Regions from separate parts of the Homo sapiens genome. Here region 2 is linked to region 1. Evidence: chromatin loops called from intact Hi-C (ENCODE). Cell type or tissue: A673. All regions are shown on one strand. Each heading gives the region's core, and the rest is flanking DNA. Links, peaks and the distances in the headings are about the cores only.

The links. A loop is a pair of places that touch in the nucleus more often than their neighbours do. Peaks named below come from ENCODE experiments on the same cell type or tissue, not always from the same donor. Only the 100,000 strongest peaks of a DNase experiment are listed, where the experiment ranks them.
Region 2: it touches region 1 in a loop (3-fold over the local background); 8 of 110 quality-filtered maps call a loop at or near these places.

The regions. Positions count from the first base shown.
Region 1 is chr6:5,213,322-5,216,234 of GRCh38, forward strand. The region is part of intron 2 of LYRM4 (LYR motif containing 4); the gene reads right to left. All of the region lies in intron 3 of LYRM4-AS1 (LYRM4 antisense RNA 1), which reads left to right. Among named protein-coding and RNA genes, the nearest start is that of LYRM4, 46 kb to the right of the region's middle. In A673, for the core only: CTCF peaks have their summits at 666 and 1,624 (motif pointing right); DNase peaks (open chromatin) are centred at 1,570 and 2,020; H3K27ac peaks cover 2,247 bases.
Region 2 is chr6:5,378,390-5,381,302 of GRCh38, forward strand. All of the region lies in intron 2 of FARS2 (phenylalanyl-tRNA synthetase 2, mitochondrial), which reads left to right. Among named protein-coding and RNA genes, the nearest start is that of FARS2-AS1, 78 kb to the right of the region's middle. RefSeq lists an enhancer at 1,192-1,291. In A673, for the core only: a CTCF peak has its summit at 1,470 (motif pointing left); a DNase peak (open chromatin) is centred at 1,442.

The DNA.
Region 1 (2,913 bases), core at 127-2,626:
CGCGGGGGTGGAGGGGTATCATTAGCACCACAGCTGACTCACGTGACTGAAGAAGCCACCCTCTGAAGAATGAGTGGAAAGCAGGGTGAGCAGGTAAGTGTTGTGGGTGAGATTTCAGTGTGAGCACTGCCTTTATGGCATGCATGTCTGGCAGCTGGAAAAGTGGCTGTGGGCTTCCTCACTGGTGGAACCGTGAAGCTGGGATCCATGTGCACCTGGGTGGGTGGGGCTTGGAGTCCAAATCTTCAAGTGGGAGAGAGACGTGATATGAAGAGTATCACAACTCCATGAGGGTTAATATGTCACGATCCCCATCAGATTTCCATATTCCTTTCATGGTTCATTCCTTCAGGAGGGAGACTGTGGGTGGCCAAAAAGACACCCTGATTTTGGTGGTATAGACCCTGCCACTGAGATGTATGATCTCAGGGAACATACTTCATGCATTTATTTAGTCAGTGAAAACTTACTAAGAGCCAGCTCTATGTGGGATGTTCTAGATCCTGTGGATAATAACAGCAAGCATTTGCATAACATTTCCTATGTGCTAGCATTATCCCGGGGGCTTTGCATATGTTAGTGTACTTGATCCTCACTACAACGCATGAAGTAGGGCTTACTTTCATCTGCAGTTTGCATTAGGCACTGAGAGGTTAAATATCTTGCTCAGAGTGACATAGCTAGTAGGCTGAGTCAGGATGTGAACACAGGCCGGCTGGCCGCAGAGTCCATGCTCTTCGCCACCCAGTGGAGATGATGACAGCGACAGGGGAGATCCCTGTCCTCATGGCCCCTGCCGTCTTGCAGAAGAGGGAGAAAATAGACAAGGCCACAAGTAATGTCATAGTAGGTACTGATAAGTGCTGTCACAAAAACTAAGGCAGGGCAGCGGAGAGAGAGAGAATCTGTTTTAGATAGTGTGGTCCCAGGGGGGCCCCTATGGGAAGGTGAAATCTGAGCACAGGCCTGGGTGGAAGGGGGAGGGAGCTACAGGAACATTTGGAGGGACTCCTCCAGGCAGGTGGTGCACAAGCATTGAGATGGGAGCAAGAAGTTCAAGGAAATAGGGAGTGTGAGGGAGAGGAGTGCAATGGAGGGCCTCTGGGGACCTCACACTGGCTTCAGGTTTTATGTTAGGGTGTCACGAAGCAAGAGCCTTGAAGGGGTTGAACGGGGCAGTGGCCCGATCTTTCTTTTGAAAAAGATCACTGTGGTGGTGGTGTGTGGAGAACAGACCATGTGTGGGGTGGAGTAGGGGCAGGGGCACCCGGAGGACAGGTCAGAAGGCTGCTACAGCAGCCAGTTACAGAGAACAGTGTGCAAGAATACAGACTCTCCACCTTGCCATAGGCTGTTAGTCCAAAGGCAACTTACGCCAGCTTGCAGCCAGATGGCCGGGGGAGCCACTGTGCCTTACGCCCTAACTACTGTAAAGGCTGCATGTGGATTCAGGAAGAGTCTTGACATGAAAGGGAAGTGAGTAGAAACTTCCCAGCTGCTGCTGTCTAACTGGTTCTCTGAAGGGATGAGAATGCTTTCATCCCTGAGGTGGTGACAGCAAGCTGTTCTGCAAGGTCGCCGTGTGTATTCTCCATCGGGAACGTGCAGTGGCCAGGCTGCCCTGGGGAGGGCGCCCTTGCCCTGCACATGCCACTGCTCCAGTGCGTCTGTCCTGGGAGGGGAACTCACTGGGATGTCAGATGAGGGCCAGTTTAGTATTTTTTTTTTTTTGCAAGGGTAGTTTGAGCATTTCAAACCAAGAAGTGACACAGACAATTAGATATAGCGGGAGAAATGATGGCACAGATTATTTACAATCCCCCTTTTCTAGGCAGTTTATACTCTGGATAATTTTACGCTAAAGATAAAACCTGCCTGTTTTGCCAACCTCTACACAGAGTAAGTGCCAAAGAACAAAATCTTTCTGAGTTTATGCAAAGTAAGAACTCAGCTGCTTGTTCTTCTATGCTCCACTGCTAAAGGACCTCATAAAATTCAACTACTGGTGACTGGAAATGCCATTGTTCTAGAGTTTTCAAAATGCTGACTCATATAAATGCCACTCTCAAAGTATACATAAATGTGCAGATCAGTTTCTTTTCTGAGTACCTTACTATCCTCATGGCTTTAGTTAGAGATCATTTCCTAGGCCTGTCTGAGTGTGGCAGTTACTGTATTACTAAATAGCTGTAGAACTCAAGGATGGTTAGGAGAATCCGAAATGCTATTCTAGAAAGAACTGTTACATTATGTAGGCAATATAACAAGACCTTTAATCTTGACATAAACTGCAAATTATAGTTTCAAATATTGCTTCTTTTTTGAATTCTTTTTAGAGTCAAGCATGAAGAAGGGTCAGGGAAAGATTATTATCTAATTTAATGTCAGCCAAGCTGGCATCTCTTGATGCTAAAGAAGCCCTTTCAAAACAGCACAGCATAACTTACAAAAATGGTAAAGAGTTTCCCCCTCCACACTTTATAAGCAAATTTCCTGCAAGTAAAAGGGAAACACGAATGGAAGCAGAAATGGAGTTTATTGCGTGATTGCTGCTAAGTCAAAGAAAAACAGTGAAAAGGGTGTTTTTTAGAGAGCAAGAAAACCCATCAGTGGACGGTGACTTTAACCTCTGACGTTCTAATTACTCTTGCGGATGTTATCAGACCACGCAGGAGATCATGCCGCTGCACATGCTCCACCCACCTCATGAGAATGAGAAAAGGAAGCACAAGTCAAGGTGATCCTTGGCACTTCCACAAAACGAAAACTAACACACCCTCCAGGTTCCTTTATGGGGTCAGCACCCAAGCAGCTGTACTTTACACCATCTGCACCTGCAGATGCACCTCCCATGTGGCAACGTAATTCAGGTTCACCACCCACAATGGTGTCTTCAAGAAAAGGGCCACGTTC
Region 2 (2,913 bases), core at 225-2,724, 170 kb after region 1:
TGTCAGAAAAAACCGCTGTCATTTATCATTAGAAAATCTCACTTTTGCTGCCTTTGATATTCTCTCCCACTTTCCAGATGGTTCACTGGAACCCTCCTGTTCTTGGGCTTCTCTTTCCAAGCTTCCCCGCTGTTACTCTTGTAGTGAGCCCATGGTTGTCTCTTTATTCCTGCTTTCTGCTCTGAATCACTTTTCTGTCTTTCAGTGAGTGACAGGGTTTTATTCTCCACCGTGTGGTTATTGGGTTTCCTTAATAGCCTCATGTGGAGGGGCTTTGTTGAAGGCATTTTTATTCGGCTTTGACAGATTATAGTCCCCATGTTTCCCTAATCTCTTCTTTAAAATATTTTAGGAAGCATTGTCCCTGTCAAAGACACACTTAAATTCAAACAGCTTTTCCTTTTTAAAATTATTTTTCTCTGTTCACATGTTTACGTAGTCCTCTGTCTTGACAGTTAAGTGAGAGGCAACTGGTCATAGTGAGGAGTCCATGGATTTGGGAAATACCCCATTATTGGAGGGCAAAGCATGATTTGGAGGACCGTTTGGAGAGAGACCCCTTTTTCTGTGGCACAGGGCTTTTGCAGATAATTAGTCTTTGGCTACGACAAGATGGAAACTATTAGGCTCTTAGTCTGAGACTCATCACTGCCTTGTAGCAGTTTTGCCCATGACCCTTACTGGGCTTTCAGCAACTCACTGCCTTGAAATGTTAGTTTGTGTGTGCCTGGTGTCTCCAGCTGGTTAGTCAACTCCTTAAGGGTGCCACTCTATCTCTTTTTGTGCCTGATCTTTCTAACCCAGGATTCTGCACAGAACAGCAATGTCTCCCTCTTTCTGGGCTGTCAACTTTCACTGAAAAAAATGACAGCTAGCACTGTTAACTGCATGGCAGCTCACCTATCTGCTTGTCTAGTTGGGTATTCTCAGCTATAAGAGCACATGTGTCTGTTAGGGTCCAATTCTGATATGGAAACCGCACAGTAACTTGATCAAGGAAAGCATAATGTAAAGAATTACAAACTCCAACACAGAACTTGGGTAATCAGGGATTGGCCAGTAAGAGGTAATGAAAGAGTCCAGAAGTATTATCTATAAGGAGGAGCTGCTACCCTTAGGACTAAGACGGGGACCCAGAGAAGAGCCCCTTCCTCCTTCCCGCAGCTGTGGTTCACTGAGTGGCTCAGAAGTGCTAGTAGTGGTGCCATGCTGGTGAAATTGCTTGATATCCACGCTCTGGAATGTACCGAAATCTGCTTTCTTGGGTGTGGGGAAAGTTAATTTGGGAGACTTGTCTTGTGGGAAGCACTATGCTATGAAAATGATCAAATGGGGTACCGAGGAGAGCAGCTGGCCATTGGAGGAGCTGTGTTGCCACCTGCACTGCAGATCTGGGCAAAAGAAGTGCAGGGTGCCCAGTAAGAATACCTTCCTTTGCCATGTCCCTCCAGCGACCTCTACTGACAAAGTTTAGCATTTTGCCAGCTGGCAAAGGAAAATATTTCAAGGACTCAACTCAGTTTTCACAGAGCAGGCAATGAAGGATTGATTGTTTTGTGTAGGTGATAAGTGACAGAGTCAGCTTGCTCCCTTTCCTGAATGTCTAGAAGCCTTTAGGGAGATAGGCTATCATTTATGCAATTACATGAGTTGCTAGGGAAAGTCATATTTATGGAGGCAAAATATTTGTTCTTAATTCAAATTTAATATTTCTGAAAACAATTAGGTAATGGGAAAGCTCTCTAGTTATTCGATCTTAGTAGATGGAATACACAGAGAATAGAGGATGTTCTCAAGGGTAAAAGCTTGTGCTCCTGAACCAATAATAGCATCCAAAGAAAAACAGATTAATATTCTTTACATCTCATTTCTCTAAGATCTCAGGAAAATTATTGCCATTTACATTCTACATTTGTTGTTGAAGGCTAAGAGGGCCTCATTAGGTTTACCAAATCCAAATAATTACAGTTAGAGACGGTGTTTTTTTCTACTAGCTGAAGTGATGTGTGAAAATAGCAAAAATATTTTCACAGAGAAATTATGCTCTTTAACAGTAAACTTCACGCCTTGCTAGGAACTGCATTTCTCTGCCTGGTGTGTATCATCGAATGCTACTTGTAGGGATGGAGTGGTCTAATTTCACATTTCGAGCTTGGTAGGTGCAGGTGGGCTGTAGGTGAAAGGGAGTTTTCTTTACCAGCCAGCCTCAAAAATGGCTAGCAGCCGGTGCCACTCGCATAGTGTTGAATTATATGTCCAGATACCCCAGTCTACTCACAAATGTAAAAGACTACACTCTTGCTATTTGACCAAGAATGCACCCTGTACTGGGTACTTTCATTGTCTTCGCTCCGAGGCTTCGTCCTAAAATCTGCTTTCTGTGTCATCTCCCTGACTCATCCTGGGATAGGTCTCTGCAAAATTGTAAACTTTTGTTAGTTTAAATGAATTTGAAAGGTAAGATAGTTTTCTTAAACTAGATACATCATCTAAATACAATGTTAGTCTTTAGCTGTATATTTTAGTTTTTATAGAAACTTTATATAATCTTATATAAGATCAATAGTAGTTCATTATAGCAATTATTTATTTATTTATTTATTTATTTATTTATTTATTTATTTATTATGAGACAGAGTCTCGCTCTGTCGCCCAGGCTGGAGTGCAGTGGCGCGATCTTGGCTCACTGCAAGCTCCACCTCCTGGGTTCACGCCATTCTCCTGCCTCAGCCTCCTGAGTAGCTGGACCTATAGGTTCCCGCCACCACACCCGGCTAATTTTTTGTATTTTTAGTAGAGACTAAAAATCCTGTTAGCCAGGATGGTCTCAATCTCCTGACCTCGTTATCCGCCCGCCTCGGCCTCCCTAAGTGCTGGGATTACAGGCGTGAGCCACCGCGCCCGGCCTATAGC